2 separate regions of the Mus musculus genome follow, and region 2 is linked to region 1. The links are chromatin loops, found by intact Hi-C in ENCODE. Cell type or tissue: left cerebral cortex. All regions are shown on one strand. Region 1 overlaps Aimp1 (aminoacyl tRNA synthetase complex-interacting multifunctional protein 1). Region 2 overlaps Tbck (TBC1 domain containing kinase).

Region 1 (8,000 bases):
TGATTTGGTTTTTATAAATTGTTATGATGTGATATTTTCAAGTCCTTGAAGGGATGCATTATTTATGAAGAGTATTCAAGCCATGTTTTAATTGTAGAACCTAGAAATACATTTGCACCTAATTTGTTTAGAGAGCCATCTTTTATCCAGGATACATCTTATTTTTTCCCTGAAACTGTAATCTTGTGTTATTTTGATTAAGCCTGGAGAAAATTGGCATAATTTATTTGTTAGTTGGGAGAAATGCTAAGACATTTCAACTCTGGAGCATAAGGAATTTCTTTTTAACTTTTTAACAAATTGTAGAAGTACCCCCAAATGTTAATAGTGATGTATACAATGCTTGAATTAAACAATGGACTGGGACCTCACTGGGAGGGAGAGCGCCAGCAGAGTCTGGGTCAGGCTCCAGAACTGCAGAAAGAACAGGAGAGAACTCTTGCTTAGTATTAGAAATGAGCAGGTGTATCGGGCAAGAGAGTTCATGCGAACGGGCTCACTTCGCTTTAGTTCTAGCACTAACCTAAGTAACCTGCATCCTTACTGTCATTGTAGTTTGTGACAGCTCCTAAATTTAATATGTCTTGCATAGCTTTTTATGAAATAAAGGGTTAACTTTATACATTTCCATTTGGTTGTAGTTGAAACTTTACATCAAGCTGGTTCACTCAGTTATATATTCTTTAATAAACACGCTGGCTGCTCTTCCCAGAGGTCTCTGGTTCAGTTCCCAGTACCCTCCTGGAGACACCCAGAGAACAGATGAGTCTCTATATCTCTAACTCCAGTTTGGCCTCCGCAGACACCAGGCTCACAGGTGGTGTGCAGATGTGCTTGTAGGCAAACGTCCATATGCATTTGAAAAACCCAAAATACCCATATACGTTTGAGGAAAAGATTTCTACTGTTGTGCTCATGCCTTGTCAATCTGAAAGATTTTCTTTTTATGTTTATGTAAAATATTAGTCTTCATTTTTATACATGACTTCTTAACAAAAAGTATTTTAGATACACAGAGACAGGTATAGCCAGAAAGGCAGTCTTATTTGATAAGTAGAGAGCAAGTGTGCCTGGAGTATTATAGACAAGATTATTCTAAATCTCTGCATATCTTTAGTCATTACTTTTGTTCTACACAGATGCAAAATCGTATGGTGGTTTTACTCTGTAATCTGAAGCCTGCAAAGATGCGGGGAGTTCTGTCTCAAGCCATGGTGATGTGTGCCAGTTCACCAGAGAAAGTGGAGATTCTGGCCCCTCCCAACGGGTCCGTTCCTGGGGACAGAATTACTTTTGATGCTTTTCCTGGTAAGTACTAATTATTTAAATGGTTTGGAATCAGCTTTTAAAGTAGTGTTTATAAAGCTTAGAGGTTAAAACCAGTCCTGTGTGTGTATCCCACAGTGAGCATAACGCCACATGTTACTTGAAGTGCTACAGAGGTTCTGTCTTATGTAAAACACTCATATTTGCACCTACAGAACACTGTGACAGAGATGTGAATCTAATTGATGTGCTGTAAAATTATTTAAGCTGTAGATGATAACACAGAGGCCAGCGATGGAAAGTAACATTTCATTTCTACAGTTTGCTCTTTTGAGTATAAATAATCCTGAGACAGCTGAAGTATCGCAATACAGGAGAAATAAGGAGGGTTTCTTGTCTTGTTTTATTACATTTGGAGATAATATCTCATCTATGAGCCAGGCCATCCTCCTGCTTTCTCCTCCCAAGTGTTGGAATTCCAGGCATGAGGCACCATGTCTAGCTTAAAAAAATAGATCTTTGAAGCAGAATAAAGAATGCCTGCCAGATGTAGAAGATGTTTATAAGAACAGGAGTCAGGCTAGCTAATCTTATCTCAGTAGGAGCCATCTGTATGTAAGGGAGCAGCCTTCACGCCATGGCCACAGACATCCTGGAGGAAAAAGCTGCTGGGGACACTTTCTGCACACACTGTCAGTATCTATCCTTGGGAAACACCCACATCCTCAGCCCCAGAAGGTTTTGCCTTCCCTCGGAGCTTCTGGGGAAGGCTTTGGCACTCCATGGGACTATGGCTTTGGGGTCCTTGAGATGGCTACGCCCATGTCAGCAGCACATACTCACCCGGGACCTCTACTCAGGGCTTCCTGCACTCCCATGCATGGATGTGTCTCGAACATAGTCACAATATATATTTATCTAACATTAAATCATTTAGGAATTCAATAATTTTTTTTCTTTTAACATTTACAATCTGTTGAGAAAAAGATAAATAAACCCAGTTGACCTTTTTGTATTAGCATTAGCCTCATTTGTTATTTGAACACCTAAGAATTAAACTGGGTGGAGTGTGGTGTAAAATGTAATCCCAGGGCTTGAAAGGCAGACTGCGTTTATCTATCTATCTGTCTATCTATCTATCTATCTATCTATCTATCTATTTATTTATGTATTTTTATTTTATTTTATTTCTTGGTATCATAAATCAAATATTTAAAAGCAGAGGAAATCTACCTTAGCCATCCTTTTTACACAGTTGAAAACTGGGTCCAGTGGCTGGCTTATGAATTCTTGCAGCTTCTTTATTATCATGATAACCTGTCATTTCCTTATCTCGAGCTAACAGGTGAATACCTCTAGATTTTGAATCCATTTGTATTGTGTGCTTGTTACTGGGTGGGAGAGGCAGTCTTCCTTAATTTTCTCACTGGCCTGGCGTCTAGGCTAACAGCCCAGCACGGATGTCTTGCTTTTTCCATGTTCTTGAATTCTGTGCATTGACTTGGCTGTCTTCTCATGCTTCATGATCTTCAGTCTGGCATTTCATCCTAATTCTCTTCTTGTTCATGAGGCATGTAATGTCTTGGAAAAGTTAATATTTATAAAGAGAAACCTAAACTTTAATATATGAGATTACTTAAATAGCTTTATCACTTAGAGTATGCCTAACCACACTGAACACAAATAACTGCTCAGATTTGGTCTGAGTACACATCTTATATATGCTTCCATACCAACTACTGCTTCGGAAGCAGCAAATCTCATAAGGAACAGCAATTTAAACCACATGCGGCAGCTGGTCTTGGAGTGTTTTGTCTTGTTTGGAGTTTTCCTTAAGATGCTGTCCTACTTAGGGTTTTACTGCTGTGAAAGGACACAATGACCAAGGCAACCCTTATAAGGACAACATTTAATTGGGGCTGGCTTACAGGTTCAGAGATGCAGTCCATTATCATCAAGGCAGAAGCTTGGCAGCATCCAGACAGGCATGGTGTAGGAGGAGCTGAGAGTTGTACATCTTTATCTGTAGGCTACTAGCACAATACTGTCTTCCAGGCAGCTAGGACTAGGGTATTAAAGCCCACACCCACAGTGACACACCTACTTCAACAAGGCCATACTTCCCAGCAGTGCCACTCCTTGGGCCAAGCATATACACACCATCATAGATGCCATGTCTAGCGGTTGGTTTATATCTTTGTGGGTTTTTTACGTTGTAAAGCAGAAGGTATCCTTTGAAACTCCACCCAGCACTTGACATGTTCAGTGTGTGAAGACATGCTGTAAACATCACATTGGGGACTCAAAACTTTGAAATGTTATTTTGCCTTTTAAAAAGTTTCCTCCTTAACTATTCTTTCCTATTACACAGCTAGAAACTCACGTAGACTTTAGAAGATGCTGCATAATATGTATAGTATAGGAAGAACTAAAAGTCACCTAACATTTTTAAAAATAAAATTGAGGGCAGCTATAAATTTTGGTATTTAAATATACTGACTGGTCCTAAAGCTCGAAGTGGAAATAATTTTAAGGCAATTCTGTAGCCAGAAGACAAGGGTCATGATAGGTTTTAGATTGGTTTGAGTCTTTGTTTTTCTGACATTGCACTATTCATGGTCTAATAATAAATAGAAATTTACATTTAGACGTTTAAACTCCAAGGTCATGCTTAAATCCATTTATAATGAGCCTTAGCAATAATAAAAATTAATAATCAGAAAGTGTAGATTGAGCATTTGACTTCTTTTTTTTTTTAAGTCAAACTTAACTATGTTCAATTTCTCTTCTAAAATCCATTTGATGCAGGTTTCCTTCTCTACTAATTCTCTGCTATGGTTAAGGAGATCCCCATTACTTGGTGGAATATCATGGCTGGTTTTCCTTCTCTTTAACTCACTTGGATCCAGGCACCATTCTCTGCTGGTGGCACCGTTACATCCTCTTTGGTGGCTGATCTGCTGTGAGTTCTCACTGAGAGCCTCAGACCTTGATCTTTAGACCTTTGCCTTTCCTTTACAAAGCCTTGTCATTTCATCAGTTATGTGACCGACACCTAGTAGACCTCTTTGCTTTCATTTCTCACAAAAGAATATATGTCCCTATCTTTTAAAAAAAATTTACTTATTTTGTATGTGTGTATGTGACTGTATATATACGTGTGTATCATGTGCATGGCATTGGCCACAATGGCATCCCCAGGACCTGGAGTTACAGGCAGTTTAAGCCACCTTAATGGAAATTGAACTTGGATCCTCTGTCAGAGCAGCAGGTGCCATCTCCAGTGCTCCATGTCCTAATCTAGCCCCTTTCCACAGCAGTTTCTCTTACAGTGTAGCCTAACATAATGTCCGAATTAGCCCTCCTACAGCAGGCATGACCATGTGCTGGTCTTTGTGCTGATCTTTGACATATGTTTAGCAAGCTCAAAGGATTTGCAGTTTTTAGTTTAAGAACTTGTATTGTCAACATCTAATTTTTTGGTAGCTATGACTGATGAAAAAGGAAAAGAAGGTTAAGAAAATACTGTCCGGTGATGACGTAACAAAACAAGAATAGACTTCTGTAAGACAGTTTATTTTTAAAAGATATTTGAAATATGTTTCCATTTTTTTACATTTTACTGTGTGCGTGCTGGTTTGTGTGCATGTGTTTGTGCAAGTACATGTGCATATGTATACCAGTGGTGTGATGTGGACATGATAGAACTATTAGTAGTCAGTTCTCTCTTTCTGCCTACGGGTCCTGAGGTTCAAGCCTAGATTGCCGGGTGTTTCACCTGATGAGCCAGTAATATGGCTCAAAATCTATTGTTCTTCTCATTTCCAACTAGTCTAAACACCCCATTGAATACTACGTTATTGAGAGACATTTTTGGTAAAGCTAAAAATTAACACCAAAATCAAGACTTTTTCAACTGTTAAGGTCCAGTGTTCATATATAAAAGGTAAATTTTCAAAGGACAAATGTACCAAGATACTCAGATTTGGTACTAGAGCATACCCATAGAGTGAGTATTGTTTCCATGAAGTAGGTCACATGAGCCTTTTTAGTCTCCTGTGTGCATAAAAGTGATGTTTAGGGGCCAGGTGTTGTTGGCAAAGACTTTGATCCCAACAGATTAAAGCTGGGAGATAGAGACAGCTCATCTCTGTCTGCACAGTAAGTTTCATGCCAGCCAAGGCTGTATAGTGAGTCCCTGTCTTTTAAAAGAAAGTTATGTTTATACTATAGCATCATGTGTAAGAAGGAATGCAGCACACCTGACCTAAAAAAACACAGTGCTAAGAACCTTCTGACAACTGCTGAGCCGTTATCATGACATCACTGTGCTGGTGCAGGATGCCTTGCTGCTGGTGGCTTCTGGTTAGTGAGGATAGTGGTTAGCAAAGGTTGAACTGGCTGTGACAGTCTTTTAAAACTATGTGGTGAAGTTGGCCACATGCTAGTCATTTCTCATTCCGTTGCTTATCTTGAGAGGTGTGTACACAAGCAGCACCTTGGCCCGGCTGTTCCACATGAAACTGGCTCAGTTTGGCCTTGGCTTCAGGCTCTACCCACAGCGGCAGCCTCCTCTACTGATGCTTTCTGACCTCAGAGTCACCTATAGGGTTGGAGGTGCCTTTTTCTAAACCTGTTTGTGTTGCTTGCTTCAGTGCACAAGGGTTCTTAGGGGCATCTAGAATAGTGAATTCACATGTTTCTCAGCTTTGCCCACACTCATCGGGCAGTCACTGCTTGGGACACCTATGACCCTGTAGCATGTATTTCTTAAATGATAAAACTTGAAACTCAAAAGTAACTCCCTGACCCATGGGCTACAAAATTGGAGCTAAGTTAGGTATAAAGAAATCATATTATCTCCACTACAGCCCTTTTGGTGCCCAGAAATGATATTTTGGAAGAAATTGCTTTACTGAGCTGTATGTAGTCACAACAGTGGGCCTAATGTATCCTGTAAGCCTTAACTGTAAGCAGGTTTGCTATCGTAGGCATCCCTTTTATAGGTGGAAAAGATTCAGTGTAGTTCTTTTGTAGTTCTCCAGTTTGGGGATGGTGGATGAGCAGCTCTTTAACTGAAAATCACTAGCTGCATTAGCCCTCATTAGTGGTCAGCCTGTCCTTTGATGCTCTCAAGTTGCTGTTGACTTCAACTATGAACACTGTATATAGGGTCTTCTAATGTAATATTTGATCTATTCTGAAGATAAGTTCGTTGATATAACCACCTATGGCACTTCATCTTAGCTGGACCTCCTAGGTGGTCTACTGTAATTTCTACATCAGCTTTTGTGGCTTCACCTTAAAGCTGGTGTGAATCTGGGTCTCTGCTTTCTGAACACATTATCAGTTTGATATGGTCTTGGTGGAGGGGTGTGAAATTCAGTGCATACGCCTTGCTAACCAGTTTCTTTGTTCTAGTGTCCAGGATTCTGAAATACCCACTTGTTACAAGATTAACCTTTTAGAATGACTTAGAAACAAGAGAGTTCTAGCCTTGCAGATCTACAGGGAAGCGGGATTGCATTTTGTTGATGGCTCCCCTCTTCTATTAGTCTCTACTGTCAGATGGTCTGAAACGAGGAAGATCCCTTTCTTTGACTCGAATCTGCTTTTCAGTTATGCTTTCATAGCATGTTCTACTAGACGTATATCATTTATTGAGCTATTCTGGTATGTATTATATACACAAGCATGGTTTTGCTTTTTCTTCTTAGTTTTTAGTCACCAAAAGGTGCCAGAGCCAAAAAATTCCTCCACTTGTGTGTGTGTGTGTGTGTGTGTGTGTGTGTGTGTGTGTGTGTGTGTACAGCGAGTAAATTACGTGCAGTAATGGGATAGTTCTGTTTCCCTGTCAGTAGATAGAAGAACTATTTGGTCTGTTGGTTATCTTTAAACTGAGACCACAGATACTTCACTTCTAATTTGTCTTCTGTTGATTATAAAGTACACATTATCAGTTATCGCAAATAGAGGGATTAGGAGTAATAACCACTTATTTGAGGGCCATTTGTTTTCTTTGTGAGCAGCAGCATGGCATATCAGGCGGCCAGGTGCTAGCTGTGCCATAGAAATGGGCACTGATGGCATATCCTCCTCTGCCTGCTGCTGGTGTGACTGGGCAGTTTATCTTCTTCTCTATGGGTAATATTAGAATCAAGATTGCTGTATATATTTCAGGCAACAACATATGTTCCTAGTGTTTGGAAAATGCTGCTCTTGCATTCTTACTGGTTTTATTCTGTCATGCAGGGTGTGTGTCATGCATGTCTTACAACCTGCCAGGGGTAGACGTTCAACCTATCTAAATGGGCTCCTATGTTCCCAGACTTTATTTACACGATGAAGATCTTACAACTTCCCTGAGTAATTTGGGGCTGGAGATGGAGCTTAGATGCTAGTGTACTTGCTTAGGAGTGAGAAAAATTCCCCAGCACAGCAGTAATAAGAATGAGGATAACTTGAAACAAATTATTAATATTGTATTGTCTACAAAAATATTTAGTGTTCCTAAGGAAATGATAGTCACGAGTATACACTGCTGGTGTGAGAATAAGGTTAAATGTAAGGATGCTGATTCAGGCTAAAGATCAAGCACTATCAGAACTCACAAGAAGCCTGTTTCTAGATCATGTGAGCGAGCCTGGGTGTTAGTCCTGTAACGTTCTGTTTTTTCTCTGAACAGGAGAGCCTGACAAGGAGCTAAACCCTAAGAAGAAGATCTGGGAGCAGAT
Region 2 (8,000 bases), 71 kb before region 1:
GACAGTTCTGAACTGTCTTGCAGATGCTGGGCACTGCATCCAGGTATTCTGAAGGAACAGTGCTCTTAATTATTGAGCCATGTCTCCAGTCCCTAACAACCCATTTTAAAGGAATATTAAAATGCTAAAGCACTATAATTATTAATTATAAAAATTGTTAAAAAATGAATCAAGGTTCTTAGAACAGTCTCAAAGGCAGTATTTTCTAAAGGTGAACCCTATTCAGTTTTTTTATGAAGATATTTATAAAATCTCCCTAAAACGTCAAGTGTAGTTTCAAAACAATTCCATAAAACCAAGTATAACTTCCTATATTTTAATAAGAAAAACATGTATTTTTATTTCTTGAAATAAAGTATATAATGATAATGAACTATTTCTAATTTCTGTATATTAAATTTTATTGTCCTCTTTTATTTATTACATACATTTGAATTACAATGAAATTGATGTAAGAATTTCACCTGATAATACCATAATTTTATGGCTCTTTATAAATTATCTGTACTTGTTTTTAAAGCATGCATAAAATACATTGATAAATGAACTTTTAAAATCTCCACACAAGCATCGGTGCTGGTTTCTTCTGATAAGCATTTCAGCACTGACTCCCTCAGCAGGAAAAAGCAGACGTGAAGGATGCAGATGACAGATTCAAAGCAAATGACTTTCTGCTTTCTGTTCAGAAATGACCCTCATTTGCTAACTATTATCTCCCACAAGGTTTCTAGTTTATCCTGAAACTGATGGTTGCACCAACAGGCAGAGATGCTGCTGGGGTCATGCATGCCTCCAGCTCCAGCATGCCAGAGCAGGAGGAACTAAGCCTGCTTAAGCTACACACAAGTTTCAGGTCAGAGGCCTACAGAGCCAAAACCCCAGCCAGTCAAACAAAACAGATACAAGGTATGCTGACTCTGGGCACTCCAAAGATGCAAAGAGATAAACTTATTTCCCACTAAGAAAGTTGCAACAAAGGCTTGACCTCCTTACTAAAAGCCAAAGAACAAGCATAAATCCTTCTAATGAATAGGAAGAGGGGGCTCAAGAGAGGAGAAAAATGATTTCTCAAACGTGGTGGAGCTAGGCAAGCACTCTACCACTCAGTTAGCCTGGACTGAGGGTGACATGGGAACCATTCCTTCTAAGTAAGCAAGCACGCTCATCTAGTAGTCTTGCTAGATAAGACAAAACATTTTCTATACTGGAAAAAAAAAAAAATCCGAGCCCTGTATTTTTTCCATTTAGCCTTATCTTTCCATGTGAATACCTCGATCTTATAAAACAATTATGCTGTTGCCAAATATCATTGGCCAGCATATGCATATACTGTAAGCTATAAAAACTATTTTCAATATCACTAATCTCTAATTAATAGACTCTTCCAAAATAGCTTGTTTTCCTTTTAACTGGTAGAGACAAACTCTAGTTCTCAAAGTAACATCTCTGCAACTGAATTGAGAGCAGATATTAAATAGTCATCAGAAAAGGACCACAATTCCTTGAAAAATTATAAGGAAAAAAATCCTGATACTTCTTCCTGGGTTTCAGTGGTGAACCATCAACATATGCTACTGGGTCAAAACCATTATCCTGAAGATTGGTGTCTTCTGATAGAAACGTGTTCCTATATGAAGGCAGGAAAAAGCATTTTCTTACCTTGTATTACATGAGAGTTGTCCTTCAAGAAGAAGTTATACAGGTATTTGGGAATAAAAGCAGACATGCACGCATATGCCAAGGCTAAGAAAGAACAAAGCAAAGCCACACTCAGTTAACAGAGTAGTGAGAGCTCTTACTCACTCAGCACACACTCTGTGAGTCTACTGTTAAACACAATTATGATCTAAATGCTGGAAACACAAAATGACAGGTAGAAAAGCTTCTGATATTTACAAAGGAGACATTGAAAGATAAACACTCTAGTAATTCCAATTTCAAATTGCTGTGGCAATCATTATCCTACAATAATAAAATCTTAATTGCCTGGACTTTATTTTTTTTTTTAATTTCTAAGCACTCATTATTAACAAGGTGCAGGAACCTCATAATCATTAATTACTGCTGATACAAGCAAGATTCCTGGGCTTCGGAGAACTAGTTATAACCTGTACTTTCAGACACAGTCTTTTATTACTCCTGACTCTGTAACTAATAATTGCATATACCTGAGTAAGTCCAGCAAAAACCAGACCAGACTAGTGAGTGAGCTTATCAGAAGAGAGCACTATAAAGTCATTCAAAGAAAGAAATATAAAAATTTCAAGATTATTGTATTTCTACTCAATTTTATATGACAGTATATGTAAAATGAAAATTCAGAGATAAGATGTCTATGTATTAAGGTAATATAGGATATCATACTACACAAGTGATGTAATTCAGAATTCTAAATTAATTTGTCTTTTTTTTTTCAGGTTTGAGGAGCAAACCCAGGGACTTTTAGCAAGTGTTCTCCTCTTCACTGAGCTAAATCCCCAACCCCTGATATTTTTGTCTTTTCTCTCGTTCTAAATTTGAGTGTATCATATCTAACACAGTAGTTTAAAACTCTACTATGAGAGGTCCTAAAACAGAGTGATAGAAACCAAAATTCCTGCCACTAACAAACAGCCGGACAAACAAAGGCTGGCAGCACTGGCATACAGGCCATGAGAACAAAACAGACCCAGGATCAACTCCCTGATCCACAGAGTGTTGCCTAAGACCACAAAAGGCATGAAGAAGTTTCCATTAAGCAAGTATGTTTGGTATAATATGTGTTGGATATATAATAAGGGAAAAACCTAACCAATATTGATTGGTTTATAAACTAGTTAGAAAATATATTTAACAGTAATTTCTAGGAGAGTGAGAATCTTCTCCCAGATCATCAGAGTGGGTGAGGTGATGGAGCAGAATGAGAACAGCTCTCACCACACTGTCAGGCGTGGGCTCGTGACAAGGAATACCCTCCAATACTCAACTAATTACTTTCACCCTCTAAAAGAAATTAATACAATTTCACAATGTTTTATGACATATGCAAGGTAAAATATAAGAATTTTAAGATAAAACTTCTGTTTTTGAGCCTGATATTTAAGAATAATATGCATAGTGATTTCTCAGTGATAGAAAGCTTACCTTCATTGTTGAAATTTAGATACAGGAATGGAGCACAGAGTGAGTCAAGACCTGATGCAGGGGAATTGAAAGGAAAGAGACAAATGAGTGCATTGCAGAAGAGCTGCAGAGCCCTCCCTCCATTCCTACTCTCCAATACATCAGCATTGTGTGCACACCAGCACAGATGTGCATTCTGTGAGCAGTTACCTCCCTCCATTCCTGCATCTCCACAAATACATCAGCATTGTGTGCACACCAGCACAGATGTGCATTCTGTAAGCAGTTACCTCCCTCCATTCCTGCATCTCCACAAATACATCAGCATTGTGTGCACACCAGCACAGATGTGCATTCTGTGAGCAGTTACCTCCCTCCATTCCTGCATCTCCACAAATACATCAGCATTGTGTGCACACCAGCACAGATGTGCATTCTGTCAGTAGTTACTATGCAGAATAAACAGGAGGGTCTGACAGATCAGCGTCGCACACAAGGCAAAGAGCAGCACAGCAATAGATATGATGGATTCAGTCCCAAGTCTGGCCCAAACCATGTGTGAATTTGGTTATTATTGGCCTCTTCGGGTATGTTTTCTCATGTAGGAGATGAATCTTTGTGATGTAAGCCACATTTATTTATTGATAATACTGCTTTTAATCTGTTACCACACTGAAAGAACACACAAAACGGACCTGTAATGGGTTAGGAGGAAATGTACTCTGCGGTGTGCTGGGCAAAAATAATCATACCTTCATGAATGGTCGGTGAGCAGTACAGCACTCAAAACCAAAACCACTGCTCAGAACAAAGCGCTCAGAAATAGGGTTGGGTTGAATAGGTTTCTTATTTATGAATTAATGATCATAAAGATAATAATGGCAAATGAAGAAATCCAGGAAATTAGAGACATTAATGATAGTAGAGAGAAAAAGGAAAAAAAATGAAATGAGCAATTTAAGGTGATATTCGATTCCTAATAACTACAATTATCTATTAGGAATACTTCAGTGGTAACATTCTCAGTAGCCTAACATCTCATCTGTCATGAGTTACTCACTACTGTGACATGATTAAAACTGTTTGCACAGATTAGACTGTTTTCCTGTTAATATCACTGAAAGCTGTTGACTTTTAAATATCATGTAAAATGATATCTTCAATGCATTTAGACCAAGTTTGTTTGATAATTTATTTAAAGTTAACATCTTCAAAAATGCACTAGAATTTTAGAGGCTTTTTCCCCTCTTCGAGATGAAAGAGGAAAGACCTGAAGAAAAATCCTAATAACTAAATGTTACCTTGCCAGTACACAAGATCAGGATGAGAAACCACCCAGGCTTTCAGTACACGCCGGAACTTTGCATGGCCTTCTGGTGATGACAACAGCTCGTCATACTGATGACAGCGAGGGATGTCTACCTCAATCTATAAGCAGCAGAACAGGAAGGAGCAGCTGTAAGAGATGATCCCACACACTTGCAGCCCTCGCTTCTTCAGCACGTGGGAAAAGAGACTGCTTCGGAATATTTCACCCTTAGAATCCACTGATGAAGTGCACAGGTGTTTAAACTCATCCCTGGAGGCATCACACCTTACTTTCTGAGTATAAGAGAAACTCTTTTTCTAACTACACAGACTTCGGGCAGTGGAAGAATATTCATAATGAAGGGGAAAGGTATCGTCATTCCTTCTAGCATTTAAAGAATTGGGAGAATTGTCTGAGAACACCTTACTTGTCTATCTGTAGGAATCGGAGTGTCTTTGTCAATGGCGTCATACTTGGCATGAATAGCTCCCTGCAAAAAATAAAATAACACATACATTCTTTACATCCTTGATAAAACTAGAAGAACACATTAATATGCTGGGATCATAAGTATTTTAATTTTATAGTTTTTTTTAGATTTGGAATACTTGCATAAAATTTACTGGTACAATGTCTCTAATCTAAAAATGCAAAATCCATTTTTTTTTCAGCAAGATGTCAATACTCAGAGCTTTCATATTTGAAATTTTTAAATTAGTGATGCTTTAAAGGAAAAACCTGTTTCTTACAAAAATCTAATTTTGAAGAGCTACCTAAATATGAATAGTTATATTTAAATTAAAGCTTAGAAATTCTCTACATCTTTGACCATCCATGTCTGATGAAGGTCCACTGAGGTGAGGTGGATCTTTCCCTAGTGTGTTAATACACACCTGTAATCCCAACACTCAAGAGAAAGAAGCAGGCAGATGCTGTGACAACACAGTGAGACCTTACTTCAAAAAGAAACAAGAACGACAACCAAAGAACCGCTTTGAATTATACGTACCAAGTGGAAAATGACCTTAGTGGTCACTTAGCTATAAAATACACCAAAATGCCATTTTCTCTGCATTACTAACTCATAAATCAACATTTTCACGAAAAAGATATTATTTTAGAGAGAGGATTATCTTATCAGAAGATTTTCTGCTAAAGCAGGTGAGGCAAACAAAGCTGTTGAGAAGAATGACAGTAGCAGGAACATCGGATGAATATGCTGTGAGCAGAGAACCTTAGGCTCATTAACAGTTCTTACTTACAGGGCCACACAAAGAATATCTGAATATAGTACTTTAAACTTCAATCATGTTCTATAGAATCACTTATGTAAAGTTCTTATTTTTATGAATTACTATAGTGGTAGAGAAAGCCAAGAATTCAGTAAAATTATTTACTGCATATATTTTTTGGGATATCTATTAATAACAGGTTTGGAAAACCTGACAATGTGAGTCTTTCTAGACTGGAGTATAGTACAGTTCTATTGCACTAATTATGACCATGTGGTAAAAAGCAACAGGCAATCTTGTAAAGTAACCAAACACATTCACAGAAATTTGTAGAATCTCATTAAGAGAATCAAGAATAGAAAAAAAAATTGTGCCAACAGAGGTCTATAAAGGTTAAAAATAACTAAGGCCACACTATAGGATGGGCCCCACACTCAGCAACAGTTGGCTAAGACAAATGCACTCCATGATTTTGTCAATCTGTTTTAATTTGAGAGAGAGGTGGGGGGAATTGGGTGGGTAGAGAGGATCTGAGAGGAGATGGATGGAGTAGGAGAAGCAACATGAAAAATACATTGTATAAAATAAATAAAAAACTTTAAAAAGATTAAAAATGGTTGAGGGAACTATTTATCTATGCGAGAACACAAGCGGACAGAATGAAAAGGAAATTGGTAGGAAATGAAACAATATGGCAAGAACTATGATCATGTCTTGTCACCAGCCTCTTCTGAGAACACACTGTGAATAACTCGAGGCAGCGTGCTTTCCTTCACTGCTGCAGATCAGGAACAGAAGACAAAGCGGCTACTTCTCTTGGCAGGTTGGCCAAGCGGAACAGCTATGTGAAAAGCCACTAAATTACATTCATAATTTTGACAAGCCACAACTGAATTAAAATAATAATCAATTTGGAACCACTTATAAATTAAAGTTATATTTAAAAAGGAGCATACTTCATAAGCAGGATGGTACTTATAACTGATATATATTCACTAGATAACTAGTTTAAAATAATAATATTTCCCACGGGTGCTAATAAGTACAATATTAAAATAATTATATTTTATATTCTATGATTTTCAAGTACTTTTCTACTTAAAATTGTTAAATATTTTAATATATAATTTTCTATTAGTAGAAGTAAAGTTATATGTGAAGCGTTATAGTGTTTCTGAGATGCGATTCTTCCATGTACTCCTGACCTTAAGCTCATAATCTACTGCAACAGCCTCCCACACATTGGAAGATAACCATGAATCCCTACACCCGGGGGTACTGTACATTTCATACTCTTTCTATACACTACTTATCCATTTCCATGCTTTTTGCTTTCTTACCTCAACTCCCAGAAGAGCAGCCCAGGTTAAACCTCTCATAAGTGGAGGGATGTCAACTCTTGCTTCTTTCCAGATTTGATTTTTTTTGTATGGGTAAGCCTATGATAAGATAAAAATAGTCAAAATTAAAATCATATCACCAAATGTTTAGAGAGAACTAATTATCAATTCTCAAATTATTTAAAAAAAATAGGAAGAATTTGTTTAAACTCATTTTAGAGCACAGCATTACCCTATATCAAACCCAGACAAGAAAACTATAGGCCTGCATCCCTAATGACTACCCAGCACAAATTTTTAACATAATACTATAAACTGAGTCCCATAGCCCATGAAAAACTCAGTATAATCCAGTGCGATTCATATGATGGCTTGCCACACACAAACCAAAAATGGAATACACAATATTAACACAATGAAGAACAATAATATATTATCTTATCAATAAATATAAAAAATTTAACAAGATCCATCACCTTGTCCAGGAAAAGATTATTTACAAACAGGATGGAAAAGAATGTACCACAGTACATGAACAAGCCCGCAGCTAACAGTATTCCAAACGGAGAAAAGCTGAGCACATTCGTTCTAAGATGTGGAATAAGAGAGAGATGTTCACACACTCTCTATTTATCCAGAATGTTACAGAACTCCCAGTCTGCCATCAGGGAGGACAAAGAAGTAACATGACCTATGTATACAAACCCCTGAACTACTGAACAAACTTAGTGAAGTTGTAGTATATGAAATCAACAAACAAAAGTCAGTTTCATTATATCAATAATGAAATATCTGTAAAAGAAATCAAGAAAGGAACTCTACAATAGAGTTTAGAAATTTTATTTTATACAGTCATTTATAAAATAGTACCTAAATTTATAAAATAAATTTAATAAAAATATGAAAAAAGTCTCTAAATTGATTCTACATAATCATTTAAAAAACTTAATGGCTGAGAACGGTGTCACGTGTATGTAATCCCAGCACTCAGAATGATGATGCAGGAGGATGATGAGT

Evidence for each region. Hi-C counts contacts between places; a loop is a spot of excess contacts. Peaks named below come from ENCODE experiments on the same cell type or tissue, not always from the same donor. Only the 100,000 strongest peaks of a DNase experiment are listed, where the experiment ranks them.
Region 2: a loop joins it to region 1, with 2.1 times the contacts of the local background. A loop is called at or near these places in 2 of 42 quality-filtered maps.

The regions. Positions count from the first base shown.
Region 1 is chr3:132,660,693-132,668,692 of GRCm38, reverse strand. Aimp1 (aminoacyl tRNA synthetase complex-interacting multifunctional protein 1) reads left to right here. Exons shown (of 7, transcript NM_007926.2): 6 at 1,140-1,308; 7 at 7,952-8,000. Among named protein-coding and RNA genes, the nearest start is that of Aimp1, 19 kb to the left of the region's middle. In left cerebral cortex, no CTCF peak of the experiment used is centred here; no DNase peak of the experiment used is centred here.
Region 2 is chr3:132,731,248-132,739,247 of GRCm38, reverse strand. It overlaps Tbck (TBC1 domain containing kinase), which reads right to left. Exons shown (of 26, transcript NM_001163455.2): 15 at 6,984-7,082; 16 at 4,839-4,901; 17 at 4,404-4,530; 18 at 3,124-3,174; 19 at 1,660-1,743. Among named protein-coding and RNA genes, the nearest start is that of Gm30294, 42 kb to the left of the region's middle. In left cerebral cortex, no CTCF peak of the experiment used is centred here; a DNase peak (open chromatin) is centred at 4,599.